Linked DNA regions of Mus musculus: region 1 is linked to region 2. Evidence: chromatin contacts called from ENCODE POLR2A ChIA-PET data. All regions are on one chromosome and are shown on one strand. The core of a region is the stretch at or near the end of the contact, and the rest is flanking DNA. Distances in the headings are between cores, read along the strand shown. Region 1 has its middle 12 kb from the start of Derl3. Region 2 holds the start of Gstt2 (glutathione S-transferase, theta 2).

Evidence for each region. ChIA-PET counts read pairs that join two places held with the same protein, here RNA polymerase II (POLR2A).
Region 1: POLR2A ChIA-PET joins it to region 2 with 85 read pairs in embryonic stem cell. The contact joins the enhancer-like site here to the promoter of Gstt2 in region 2. POLR2A ChIA-PET finds 5 or more read pairs at or near these places in 4 of 5 experiments (Patski and embryonic stem cell).

Annotation. Positions count from the first base shown.
Region 1 is chr10:75,878,288-75,885,014 of GRCm38, reverse strand. No RefSeq gene overlaps it. Among named protein-coding and RNA genes, the nearest start is that of Derl3, 12 kb to the left of the region's middle. Within about 2 kb of position 1,680, at least 2 of the 3 ENCODE cell types and tissues checked have a DNase peak (open chromatin) inside an H3K27ac peak, as active enhancers do.
Region 2 is chr10:75,833,127-75,840,692 of GRCm38, reverse strand. Gstt2 (glutathione S-transferase, theta 2) reads left to right here and starts at 5,812. Exons shown (of 5, transcript NM_010361.2): 1 at 5,812-6,518; 2 at 6,954-7,041. The coding sequence starts at 6,407.

The DNA of each region.
Region 1 (6,727 bases), core at 431-2,930, 48 kb before region 2:
ACTTTCTGGAGCCTGGACATCACTTTGGTCTGACCAGTAGCCACTGGTCTGTGGGGATGGCTAATGAGCTGGTTAGGCGTTCCCGCACTGAGAACACTAGTTTGGCCAGAGCGGTCTCAGAGCATTTCTGTCTGTACAGGTGAACAGGAGCATTCGTCTTTTAGTTTACAAATGTATGACATACATGATCATCACAACACATTAACCTGAAGGTCCTTGGCCGTAGGACTAAGGATGCGTCATGGGCAGCCTACTCTAATTGAGACTTAAAAGCATGGACGACCCCAGGCATGGTAGCACAGGCCTGGAATCCCAGCACAGGCACACGAAGCATGCATATGCCACGGGGCCTATGTGGAGGGGAGAAGGTAACTTTCTACAGTCAGTTCTAGCCTTCTGTCAGATTCCAGTGATCGAACCCAGGTCGTTAGGCTTGTGTGGCAACCCACTGAGCAGTCTTGACAGCCTACGCAATCAATCACTCACTCAGAAATCCTCCTGTCTCTGCCTCCTAAGTGCTGGGATTAAAGGCATGCGTCTCCATGCCTGGCGCAGGCGGATTTCTGAGTTCAAGGCCAGCCTGGTCTACAGAGTGAGTTCCAGGACAGCCAGGGCTACACAGAGAAACCCTGTCTTGAAAAAACAAACAACAACAATAAATGTGGCTGAATACCTCAAAACATAGGACCTAACCAGAGCAATCAGTCATATAGATTCTAATTATAGGGTAACTTAACTTGATGACTCAGATTCCTGATGATGTGCCTGCTAACTAGCAGCCGGCTTGGAAGACTCCAAGGAGCCCTGTGGCAAAGTCAGACCTGGACCTGCCTTTGAGCAATTTCCCCATCAGTTCCTATTAGACAACCCAAACACTTTGGCTTGACTCTTCTTATCCAAATTATACAAAGCAGTCAGTTTCCAGAGAGTGTGGCACTGATGGTTATTATTTTGTTTTGTTTTTTTTTAAGGTTTATTATTTATTTTATGTATGTGAATACACTTGTCATGGTCTTCAGACACACCAGAAGAGGGCATCAGATCCTATTACAGATGGTTGTGAGCCACCATGTGGTTTCTGGGAATTGAACTCAGGACTTCTGGAAGAGCAGTCAGTGCTCTTAACCACTGAGCCATCTCTCCAGCCCTTGTTTGTTTGTTTGTTTGTTTGTTTGTTTTTTAGTTGGCCAAAATCCAGGGCCCAAAGAAGCTTGGAAGGAGTTTTAAGTGCTGCACTAGGAATTTTAAGACACTTAAACCCAGCACTCAGGAGGCAGCAGGCGGATTTCTGAGTTTGGTTCGAGGCCAGCCTGGTCTACAAAGTGAGTTCCAGGACAGCCAGGGCTATACAGAGAAACCCTGTCTCAAAAAAAAAAAAAAAAAAAAAAAAAAAGACACGATAAATTTCCAAAAAAAATCAAAAACATACCTTTTTAAAAATTAATCTGACCCTGTCTTGAAAAAAAAAATTAATCTGAGTACTGGAGGTAATTCAGAAGTTAAAGGTGCTTGTTGCCAATTCTGATGGCCTGACACACACACACACACACACACACACACACACACACACACACACACCACAAAGTCTGACTTCTGCAGAATATGTAGTGTGTCGCCTCCTGGCGACAAAAGTGTATGCGCCGCGTGGGAAATCTCCAGAGTTAAATCAGGACGGGGTGGAGCAGAGCTGAGGAGAGCAGGTTCCTGGCAGAATCCGTGGCCAATCCTGGCTGAGCTCCTGCAGCCGCGCGGGGGTGGGCTCCTAGTCTAAGTCCCTGGAGGAGATACCGAAGAGTAGAGTGGCAGAGGGACCGGTGAGAGGAAGGACTGGAACCTATTTGGCTAATGGGTTACCTTTAATACGAGCTGCCCTCTACTGTTCCCGCTGTGTGCCCGCTCTGGGCCTCAATTAGTCTGTTTGATTAAAGAGCCCAGAAAAAAATAGTGGAAGGCAAGAAAGAGAGCAAATTCTGACCTCAGTAAACGGGCCTGCGTTTATTAGCACAGCAGCGAGGGGCCCCAACTTTCTACCCCAGAATGGAAGTTGTACTAAGGGGAAGGAGCTAGCTGATCAGGACCCTTAGAGGAATTGGCCCTGGGCTTAGGTGTCGGGGAAATAGAGGGTACTGCAGATCAAGACAGGTTTGAGGAATTTGTAATCTCTTATTTATTAATTAAAAAAATTAATTGCTTGCTCAGACAAAGCAGACTGTTTTGAGAACTAACTCAATAAACAATTCTCGCTGAGATAAAGATATGGCTGACCAGGTGGTCTCAGCACAGTGATTTCTGGATTTCTACAGCTGGGGGAGTCTATCCTCTCATTCACCATCTGCAGACTAGGTAATCCTAGCTGGTAGGAGGGGCCAGGAGCTGTCGGTGGGCTTTGTACCTCCATTCTCAGCCTTCTCCCTGGGTAAAAACATTACGTGAGTATCCAATGAGTATCCAATCCTGGAAGCCGAGGCTTAGGAGTGTGCGGGGTGGGGGTGGGGGTGGGGGTGGGGGTGGGAGGGGTGGGTTGACTTCAACTGTAAACAAAGCTTGCCGGGTTGCCAGGCTGGCTTTGCCATTTGGGTAAGACCAGCTCTGATCTAACCGGTTGCAGGCAGCGTAGGGTTGACCTCAAGGTTTTCTGGATACAGAAGGCCGAGCCACCCACTCGTGGGTCGTTGAGGACTAAAAACCGAAGAACCGACGCCGGTGCCAAGGGGCTATCGAGACAGCTATGATGACAACGTCCCTACCCTGTCGGTTAATGTTTGCCGAGGCCGAACCTTGCACTTGCTAGCGAAAGGTTGAGGGAAGAGGGCTTGCACACATCAGACCCGTGACACTGTGGGGCTATTTCAGGGCACCCGAGAAATATCTTTGAGGAGGGGAGAACTAAAGAAACCAGTTATCCCTATAGCAGTGATGGGAACAAGGGCATATGCATCTGCCCCACCCAAGGGTTTCTTTCCCTTCATATGCAAAGGATCTTCAAATAATGTAAGAATGAATGTCTGCAAGCTGCTGACCTGGGAGCTCCGTTCCCTTCCTTCTCCCCACCCCCTCTTGGTTTTGTTTTTTGTTTTTCTCTGTTCTTGTGACCCAAGTGTCTGTGTAGCCTAGGCCGACCTTGAGCTGCTGCCTCCAGCTCTCCACTGTTCGCCTTAAAGGTGTGTGCCACCACCAGGCCTGGCTTCCTTCCAACTTTAATGCCCCTATGTTGATGATTTTACCCACTGCACATACTCTCTCTGTGTTCCAGTGGAGGGTTATTCTATTATATACCAAAGTTTATTTCTTCTCTGTTTGCTTGATGATTGACAGCTGAGTTGTTTCCAGCTTTCCTAGGCTACAAACAATGCTGCCTTTGTGAAGAGTTCTTGCACATAGGGGTAACAGTTTCTCCAAGGCAAACCAAAGATCTGCTGGGGGTTGCTGGTTCAGAGCTATTTACAACCTGAATTTGCCAACACCCAAACTTCTCTCCTGGGCTGCTATACCAACTTATGTTTCCCTGGTCAGCAAAGCAGCAGCGACTTTAGCTCATCACCGCTGTTGGCACAAAACCACAGTTCTCATCTCAGACGGGGTCAGGGATAGCCTGTTCTGCAGGCACATATGAGTAATGTGGGCTGGGAACGCAGACAGATTCAGGTCTGAACAAATACCATGTTCTGCTGTGGACATGGTTCCAGGAGACTTTATTAGTTGCAGAACAGAAAATAATAAATCAAACTACTTACTGTGATGTGGGTTACAGGTCAGGGGTTATAGCAAAGTAGGGAAAATTCTACTATAGGCTCCAGATATTAGCTGATAATCGTCTGAGGTTTTAGACTGTTGAAAGCTAGTGGTTTGCCAAGAATACATTTTAAGATGTTAGGTCAGACAGGGGGTAAACAATGAAGGCTTTCAGACAGACTGAAAGAGCCCAAGATAATTTACCTCTGATTTGCAAGGTTTTAACCCTACATTCTCCAAGTTCAGTCACTTGGCCTTGTAGAATCTTTAGCCCAAGTGCACCCACCCCCTTTTCTTCTGGGACTTGGCACTGTCAGAATGAATCTGTTCATTGGATGAGACTGAAACTGGGGGTTTAATCGAGGCTTAGCTGTTGTGAATTTAACTTGCAGTTCCTGATGGCCAAAGCATGTAAGTCTCTCTCTCTCTCTCTCTCTCTCTCTCTCTCTCTCTCTCTCTCTCTCTCTTCTTAGTTTTGTTCAAGACAGGGTTTCTCAGTGTAGCCCTGGCTGTCCTGGAACTCACTATGTAGACCAGGCTGGCTTCGAACTCAGAAATCTGCCTGCCTCTGCCTCCCAAGTGCTGGGATTAAAGACGTGCGCCACCACTGCCTGGCAGCATGTAAGTCTCTTTTGTGTGGACTTAATGTAATTGTGCATTGATTTTGATGTATGGAGGGCCCAGAGATGCAGTGTCACGCCCCCACTCCATGCCACGCCCCCACGCTCCATGCCACGCCACCTCCGGCTATAACTGATTCAGCATTACAGAAAGACCCAGATGGAGGATAAACTCAGTCACCCTTACAGCCTGGAATCAAGATGATGTGTGTGAGGCAACATGTCCTGTAGCCCAGGCTGGCCTTGATCCTTATGTAGCAGGGGAAGACCGTGAACTTCCAATCCGCCAGCTGACCTCCTTCCACACCCCAAGCGTGCACCACTACATCCAGGCTGCTTTTTGGTTTTTTTGTTTTGTTTTGTTTTGTTTTTCGAGACAGGGTTTCTCTGTATAGTCCTGGCTGTCCTGGAACTCACTCTGTAGACCAGGCTGGCCTCGAACTCAGAAATCCGCCTGCCTCTGCCTCTCAAGTGCTGGGATCAAAGGTGTGTGCCACCACGCCCGGCTCAGGCTGCTTATTTTTTGAAACAGGACCTTGCTTTACATCCTGATTTGTCCTTGAACCCAATGGCCTCTTGCCTGCACACTGCCTCCCCAGCTCCCCAGTGCTAGGACCACAGGATACCGGTAACGTTCTAAACTCTAATTATTTGCTCTTTCCGCAAGCGTTTATTTGCAGGCCAGCTTCACTGTAGACTCAACAGACTGAGGAGGGGACCTCTCTACGGCAGGCTCCAGTCAGGTTCTAGACTTGCCTCTCATGAATTATCCCTGGCTGTCAAAATCAAGACTCCAAGGCTTTTCCTGATCTTTTGGATGCCACTAAAAAAAACATTCTACGCCGGGCGGTGGTGGCGCACGCCTTTGATCCCAGCACTTGGGAGGCAGAGGCAGGCGGATTTCTGTGTTCGAGACCAGCTTGGTCTACAAAAGTGAGTTCCAGAAAAGCCAGGGCTATATAGAGAAACCCCGTCTCAAAAAACCAAAAAAAAAAAAAAGAAAAGAAAACATTCTATTAAAGGAGAGAGAGAGAGAGAGAGAACAACAAAATAATCAATAAAAATCAATAAAGCCATTAAACCAACCTTAAGGAACACTTTATTCAAAGGAAACTATGGCAACAGGTGTAGAGACTATCACTTTCTGTAGGGAAGCTGTTTACTGCTGTGAACAGACAGCATGACCAAGGCAACTCTCATAAGGACAACATTTAATTGGGGCTGGCTTACAGGTTCAGAGGTTCAGTCCTTTATCTCCAAGGCAGGAACATGGCAGTGTCCAGGCAGGGATGGTGCAGGAGGAGCTGAGAGTTCTCCATCTTTATCTGAAGGCAGCTAGGAAAAGACTGGCTTCCAGGCAGCTAGGATGAGGGTCTTAAAGTCAACACCCACAGTGACACACCTACTCCAAAAAGCCACACCCACTTCAACAAAGCCATATCTCCTAATAGTGCCACTCCCTGGTACAAGCCTATACAAACTATCACAGAATCCCAAGATTCATCACTAACCAAGAAAAAGATGTCAAGGTTTTCCCCATGCAGTCTTTCCTAACCACGTGGCTTCCAGTCACGAGCTTGAGGTTCAGTTCTGGAATGTGGCACTCTTTGGAAGCTGAATTACCTGAATGGAGCTTGATCTGTGCTTGGGGCTGTGCCAAGTCTATCTCTATGTGCCCAACTCCCAGTCTGCCCAGTGGAGAGAGTAATGAAGTAATACAGCTATCCTCAAGTATCCACAGGAGATTGGCCACAGGACTCTGTGTGAATCCTGAAACCTGTCTATGCGTGTCCCTTATAAAATGGTTGGATTTTTGCATAGAACCTATATATATTCTCTTGTAAACTTTAAGCCACCTCTAGGTTACTTATTAAATTATGTTATACTTCATAATTACATATAAGCATATATAATTTATATATTTACAATTTATATTGTATTTATAATTTTATAGCTTATAAAATAAAATTATAATATATTATATATAATGTAATATATATATGGTGGTTTGAGTATGCTTGGTCCAGGGAGTGGCACTATTTGGAGATATGGCCTTGTTGGAATAGTTGTGGCCTGGTTGGAGTGGGTGTGGCCTTGTTGGAGTAGATGTGTCACTGTGGGCGTAGGCTTTAAGACCCTCACCCTAGCTGCCTAGAAGTCAGTATTCTGCTAGCAGCCTTCAGATGAAGATGTAGAACTCTCAGCTCCTCCTGCGCCATGCCTGCCTGGATGCTGCCATGCTCCTGCCTTGATGATAATGGACTGAACCTCTGAACCTGTAAGCCTGCCTCAATTAAATGTTGTCCTTATAAGAGTTGTCTTGGTCATGCTGTCTGTTTACAGTAGAAAAACCGTAGCTAAGATACACACACACA
Region 2 (7,566 bases), core at 4,563-7,062:
GGTGGTGGGTATGTGTGTGTGTGTGTGTGTGTGTGTGTGTGTGTGTGTGTGTGTGTGTGACTTCTGGGTCACCTTCTGCTGGCTCTCTGCCCGATGGTCCTCAGGAAAGCCAGGCTGGGAGAGAAAGAGCAGCCCCTAGGCTTTCTAGGTACCTTTGATGATTGAACTCAGCATGTCTGACTCCCTAAACAGGTCTCCATATACACACAGGAGGCTGTGTGGAGGCTGCATGGACCAGGAGCCTCCATTTACTCATCAACTAACGGCTGAGACCACGTATCCCAAACAGGCAAAGTCTAGGCTCAGCTGTGCTCTGACCAACTGAGTCATGGGGGGGGGTGGGGGATACCACCTAAATGGCCTTTCCAAATTTCCCATGTCCCCCAACTTGGACTTGTACCTCATGTTAGTCTACTTTCACAATGACCCTGTGAGGTAGGAACTAGCTGCCCTACTTTTAAAGGTGAAACGGAGGCCTGTTAGTAACGAAGAAACCTCTTCTATTGAGGGAAGGGAAGGGCCAGCTTTTACCATAGTAGTTGGCACAAAGCAATTAACGGAACATGGATGGAACAAACAGGTCTAACTCCCACCCCAGGGGAGTTGAGTGTACTGCTCTTCTCTCTTCTGCCAACTCTCCTATCCTTGTGCGTCTGTTTGCCTCCTGGTGACACCTTCTTTTAGGCTTTCAGCGTTTACAGTCCTACACAAAAGCATGTTTTGAGACATGGGACCATTAGTAGTTTGCACGGGGCGCTCAAAGGCATTTCTGACTTCTGCTTCTCTCACCCTTTCCCAGGGTTCCCATCTGTGGCCCAAAATTTGGTCAACCAGCTCAATATGTTCATGAGAGGGTGGGACAAGTCTGTCAGACGAGCCGTCAGGCGATGTGTGAGCTCGTCCTGAGAAGGGGTTTTTGAAGGTAGAGGGGTACTCATCTTAGAAGCTCCCTGGGAAGGGTGCCGGTGAGGTGAGGTTGGGTGTAGAGGCAAGAGAGTTCTGGGTAGAAACAGAGGCTTGTTCATTCTGCAAAAATCCCACATTGGTGCAGTTTACCCACAAGAATGACAGACCTGCAGCTTAAACTAGAGATTAACCTTCCAGGGCCCCCATCTGCCTCAGGAAGAGTCCTAAGCAGTGCTCTTGCAAGGTCCTTTCTGAGATGTTACAGGTACATTTTTGACAAAGTTGTTTGTGGCTGACTGTCTCTTTCCGCTGTAATGTTCCCCACCCACTCCCACCCCTCGGCCTCTTGTCCTGTGGCAGTGGGAGCAGGTAAAACTGAGCACTCATTTTGTGTGGGCTCAGTGGGACATCCGTGTACTTTGAGGTCACTTTCTTATGACTCAGAATCCCCCAGTCACACGAGGGAACTGGGGCTGTGGGCTGACGCTGAGGTGACAGGATTGGAGGGGATGCAGCGTGACATCTATATGTACTTTGAAGTCATTGTGTCATCCTAGATTATTGGAGTTACCCACGTGCATAAATAAACTTTAGGGGACGTACCTACTGCAAAAGACTCTGCTCAGAGCCCTCACAGGCTCACGGCTCAGCCTCCAACTTTGATGGTTCTGAGAGGGTTACCCGTAATGCCACTTTCTAAGATAGCATCTGCATTGTATCGTCCATGAAGCTCCCAGATTCTAATGAACCACAGTTGCCTGCTGTACTCCCTCTGCCCACCCCAAGTCACACATGAGGAAACGGAGGCCCATGCTGGCATTGACAGGACTGAAGGTGATGCGTAAGATGACCTGCTTTTTTGAGATGGCCCTAGTTGGTGACAAAAGGGAGAGCTAGCTCTCAGATCAACCCTTTTCTTCCCTATCCCCCGTCCCCCAACATCAGCTGCCCGCCTCCGAGCAGAGCTAGAAAGACCTTGGTCACATGGTTTCCTTTGAAGGACCCTCTTGGCTCGGTCCAAGCGGGAAAGGACTGAAATTTGATTTGCTCAAGGTCACTCAGCTAGTAACTGACAGGACCCTTATTTCAAATCCAGGAGCATGGGCTAAGGGCACTGGTGCAAAGAGAGGGCATAGAGACACCCCCTCCCCCTCAAACTGATGAATCTCTCTTGGCAAATGTGGAAGTGAGGACGATATGATAGCAACAGGCTGCAACTACAAATTATATCCAACTATTTTTCTCTTCAATGTTTCTCAAAACCCTGGGAGTAGGAGTTTCTCTAGAAATCGGAGACCCAACTGCTCTCAGTCTATCACTAGATCTCTGAAACCACCCCTGGAAGGAAGGAAATAATGTGATAATTTAGGGAGTAACAAAGCCACCTAAGAAAACTTGAGGAGCTCGGTGACTTCCTATTAGGATGTCCCCCAGCAGGGGCCATCCATCAGTGTGGCTGGTTCACCCAAGGTGTCTTGATATAAGATGTACAAAGTAGGAACATGAGGACAGGGAGAGAGTGTCAAAGCCCTGTAGTGGGACGGCAGCGATTCTGATATGGCCAAGGGCACACTTCTCTAAAAAGCCCTGCTTGCTTCTAGACTGGACCTCAGGGGTAAATCTTTTTCTATCTCGAATTGGCATCTGGCCACCTTTTCCCTCCTTTCTATAGGTAAAGATCTCACAGCTAGAGGTACATTCCAGTGTGATTAAAATGGAGACTCAGAGATCCGGAAAGAGCTGTGGGCAAAACTTCCAGCCACAAGAGAAAACAGCCATCCTGACTTCCTCACGTTTCAGAGCCGGACTTCAATCCTAAGAGTTTTCTTTGCCCGTTTTCGCCTCCGACCCCACCCCGCTTTCCTGCTCTCTCCTGATCCTATCGTGCACATTAAAAAAATGGCTTTGCCAGAAAACTCGGTTTACAGGAGTGGGAGAGCGTGGGTGAGCACTGTTTTAAGCTTTACCAAAGCTTCCCCCATTCTTTTTCTTCCCCCTTTTGCCCCACTTCCAATCCCGGTTCCCATCTCCAGGGATCTTGCATAGTTCCTTCCAAAAGACCCAGCCTGCACCAGGTTCCTAGGAAAGGCCTGAAGTGCCTGAAGTGCAGGCTCTGCTGGAGTCTCTATTCCCAGCCTTCCGCGATTGGCCAGCTTCCCTCCTTCCCTTCCTCCCTCTGCTCCCGTTGCGGGGAGTTTCCCCACAATCAACCCTTCCAATCCGGGAGGCAATGACCTCTAGAGGTTGTGGCAGCTAGTCTACTGCCCCTAACGGACCAGCTCACGCCCGTTGCTCGCGTGAGCAGTTGCCAAGGCAACCAACAGGCCGCTGACTCTCCTCCCTGCAGTGTAGGATTCCCAGCATGCTTTGCGCAGCGGACTCTCGGAGGAGGGCGGGAAATGCTGCATTTCCCAGAAGCCCCTTCGTGGGGTAGTCCTCTGAAGTAGGGAGCCGAGGGTAACTCTCGGACGCCCACCCTGGTGGTAGGTATGGGAGCTGGCGTTCAGAGGAGAGCGGCTGTCCAAAATTCTTGTAGCTGGTTTCGTGGTTTGCGTTTGCGCTGTTCACTGAGGTACGGCTGTGTGACGAGAGACGAGGAAGATGAATGACCCAGTGGTCACACTACAGCAGTTTGCAATCTGTTATAAAGAACATTTAGAGGATATCTAATGTTTTGATGATTGTAAGATCATATTGTGCATGCCAGTCAGATAATCCGCATCGTGGCTCCTGAATCCATGGCTCAGGGAACATCACAGAAAGGCTGTAAGAACCAGAATACCAGGAAGTCTGATGCGAAACAGTCTCTAGAAATGGCTGTACAAACTATACTGGAGCAATGGCAATATCTATGGACATGTTAATGTTGAAGGGAGAAAGTCTCCAGGTCCCAACCCTAGACAAAGAACTATTGGCCACTAATAGAGAAGAATTAGCCTCTCATAGGAATGAACTCCTTAGTTGGTTGTCCAATGCAGAACTGTCAGCCTTGAGTTTATATGTACAAACAAAAAAATAGAGCTAGCAGGTTTATATAATCTGTGCACATACACACATATGTATGTAACAATAATAATTTAAAAGATGAGAAGAGCTAAGAAAACCTAGCCAGAGGCCAGGATGGTGGTACACACCTTTAATTCCAGGATTGAAGCAAGAGGATCTCTGTGAGTTCAGAGTTAGCCTGTTCTACATAGTTAGTTCCCTGACAGCCAGCCTATATAGACAGACCCTGTCTCAATGAATAACAACAAAATTTCCTCAAACAAATTAGCTGTTTCCACAGAATGAGGTCAACACGTTTGAAGACTAACTATTCTCTGGCAGTCAGCCATTCCAACTTTTATTCCCACCACTTCAGTAACCACCGTTCGGTGTGATTTGTGAACCTTGGCTTCTCTTCAGTTTTTTTGTTTGTTTTGTGGTGTGGAGGGTTGAATCCAGGGCTAGGTTCACTGATGCTAAACAAATGCTGTGTCATGAAACCAGGTTCTAGCTACTGATTTTCTTTGTCCTGTTTGTCAGATAGGCTCCCCCTAGGTGGCCCAGGGTATAAACTGCCAAACCCCACTGCCATGAGCAACATACTTCCTGTAGCAAGCAAGGTGCCACAACCTAAAAGCTACATAACCCACACAAAACAGACCACCAGCTGGGGTCTGTTCATACACTAGGTTCAAACGCAGGAAACTATGGGCTGTGGGGAGGTGGGGCGGGGGCGGGCATTTCTCATTCAAACTACCACTCACTCTGGCTTTAGGTATCTGACAATCAAGATGAAAACTATTACCAGTCAAAAAGGGAGGGTAGCAAAAAAAAAAAAAAAAAAAAAGGGGTATTTTTGTCAAGATTCAAGGAAGCCCTTTTTTTGGGGGGGGGGAGGGGTTAAGAAGCCGGAAGAGAGGATGAGATGGAAGAGGGGAGTGAGGCAGCCAAACCAGTTCCTTGCCAGTGTGGGAGGGGACTCTCCGGAGAGTAGCGAAGCAGGTACCTGAGTCTGCAGGGTGAAAGCCGGGGGGGGGGGGGGGGGGGTGTTTCGGGGCGGGATTCAGGGGTCCATCCATTCAAGAGCCATATCTGATCCCGTGAGAGAGGATGTCTGACCTAGGGGAAGCACGTGAAATAAACAAGGCCAGGAGACTTCTAGGGGCCAATCACATCAGAGGGCTTGGGTGGGTACAGTCATCTTGGATCACATGCTCTCCCTACCGAATTTGCACGAGCAGAGCCACGTGCGGTGCAGGGCTGCAGAAGAAGCTCCTCTGGGGACAGCTTTGTGTTTTTCAGAATCCTTTTCCTCAAAAAACAACACCAGCTTATTTAGGTAAAAGGGCAATTTGGCTTCAGACGGTTCTGGCGGTGGGAGGGGCGAGGGGAGGGGCCACTTGAGAGAGCTCGGTTTGAGCCTACTGGCTACCACAGCTCCTAGCTATCAACTCACAGGGTAAGACTGGTTCTATGGCAAATGCCTGTAGTCCTAAGCACTTGGAAAATGAAGTCGAATTTGAGGCCAACCTGGACTATATGAGTCCCTGTTTCAAACAAAACAAAACAAAACAAAACAAAAAATAGCCAACCAAATGAATCAAACAAACATAAATTCCCTGGAAAGCCAGGCAGGATAGGTCTCACCTGGGAGTCCCAGACATTCAGGAAACTAAGACAGGAGAATCAATGGAGCAGAAGGGTTTGAGGCCAGCCTGTGCTATAGCAAGACCCCTACCCCTCAATGTCAAAAAAAAAAAAAAAAAAAAAAAAAAAAGAAAGAAAGAAAGAAAGAAAAAAGAAAAAAAGAAAAACGCCCAGGGAAACATTCTGGTGCCCGATATGGCCCACGGGCTATAGCTACTCTAAAAGATTCAGATAAAGCCAGTGATAATGGGCACCTCTTTTCCCCATCGGAAGATGCTACCGTGGAGAGTGTTGGAGGCGGGCGAGAGAGGTGGTCCTGTGACTCCTTCAAGCTTTGCTGCCCAGCCTCACAGATCTGGGGAGGTCCAGTGTTCTTAGACGACCTGTTTTGCACGGGGCAGCTGGACCAACCACAGTTCTTCCTTAAGGCAAAGTTTCTAGCAGCCTGCAACAAGCTTCACCCGTTAAAGAAGGATCAGCGATCAGCCTCTAAGATCCCCTCCTGCAGTAACTGAGAGCTAGGAGCTGAGCGGTCTAGTTCCCCGCAAACGACTACGTCCACAGAACTCTGAGTTGGGTCCACGAAAGCCCAGCTAGGCCATTTCCGCGTCCGGGTGAGACTAAGGTCCTGGGCTGGATTCCTGGCTCCACGGTCCGCTGGAGCAAATCGCATAAGTCAGTCTGAGTGCGCGCGCACCTCAGCCCTGCTTTTGGTATAAAGTCCTCCAAAGCGTCTCCCTCCCCAAGATCAGCAGGTGTCAGCTATCCAGAGGAGGAAATCGTTTGGCTTGGCCAACTGAGGCTGTGCTGGACCCCAGCTTGCTGTTATCGAACGCAGTCGGCACACCATCTTGTGTCGCTACCGGCAATGGGCTTGGAGCTCTACCTGGACCTGCTGTCACAACCCAGCCGCGCTGTCTACATCTTCGCCAAGAAGAATGGCATCCCCTTCCAGACGCGTACCGTGGATATACTCAAAGGTTGGCACATTTACCCCTAGACCATGTCAGTCCTTCACATTCTGCCTGGGTACAATCTCCCCATCATCTGACCCCCCCCACCCCCAGCGCCGTCCACCAAGGAATGCTCTGCTCTCTTTGGAGTGGTCTTAGTCAGTTCAGAGCCCTCTTTAAACGTAACTTCCGCTCTGACAAGAGAGACTTTTTGTCCTGGGACGTGGGGAGAAAAATGAAAGATTCCTACAGTTTCTGCTTTGAAGGCACGCAGTGTTTAGATTCACAAAATTCCGGAGACTTTGCAGGGAAGAGACACATAGCTGAGCCACCTCTGTGCCTCTGGTTCCCGGCCCATCCGGATTTTGGCCGTTTCGACCTTGCTCTGGTTGCAAAGAGAAAGGGGAAAATAGGAATACTGCTTGAGTCCTTGCACGCATTTTCTGGCTTCTTCCTTCCCAGGGCAGCACATGAGCGAGCAATTCTCCCAGGTGAACTGCTTAAACAAAGTTCCTGTACTCAAAGACGGAAGCTTCGTGTTGACCGAAAGGTGCAGCTGTAAATATACCCAGAGCCCTCACTACCTCCTCCGGCTCCCTTTGGCCGCCCCACTTCCGTTGGAGTGGGGTGCGGGGCGGGGCCCTGGCCGACTCCGACCCTAGGCTGTGAGGGGGCCTGGCTAGAGCAGACTCTGTGGGAAGGGGTCCTGGAAGACTAGAGGGCTGATCCAGCATGTCCCTTGCTTCTGTCCTGTTTCATCTGCTGGACTCCCCCCCTCCCCCTCCAGGCCTCCCTATCCTGATTGAGGGGTATTGGAAGGCGACAAGGGGACGATTGTCAAGGGTTAGGGAAAAAAAAATGTAGATTCAACAAAGGACTAGGAAGGGCTTCTCCTAACTTCCTAGATGTCCTGTTTAATCCGCCAAAGCTTGGCCCCGGAGACCAATGAAAGGGTCAGGGCTCACAGACTGTTTGGTTCTCCCATTAGAGTCTAGTGTCAGAGAGCTAAAAAACAAAACAAAACAACAACAAAAAAAAACCCACAAAACAACAACAACCACCACCAAAAAAGAAA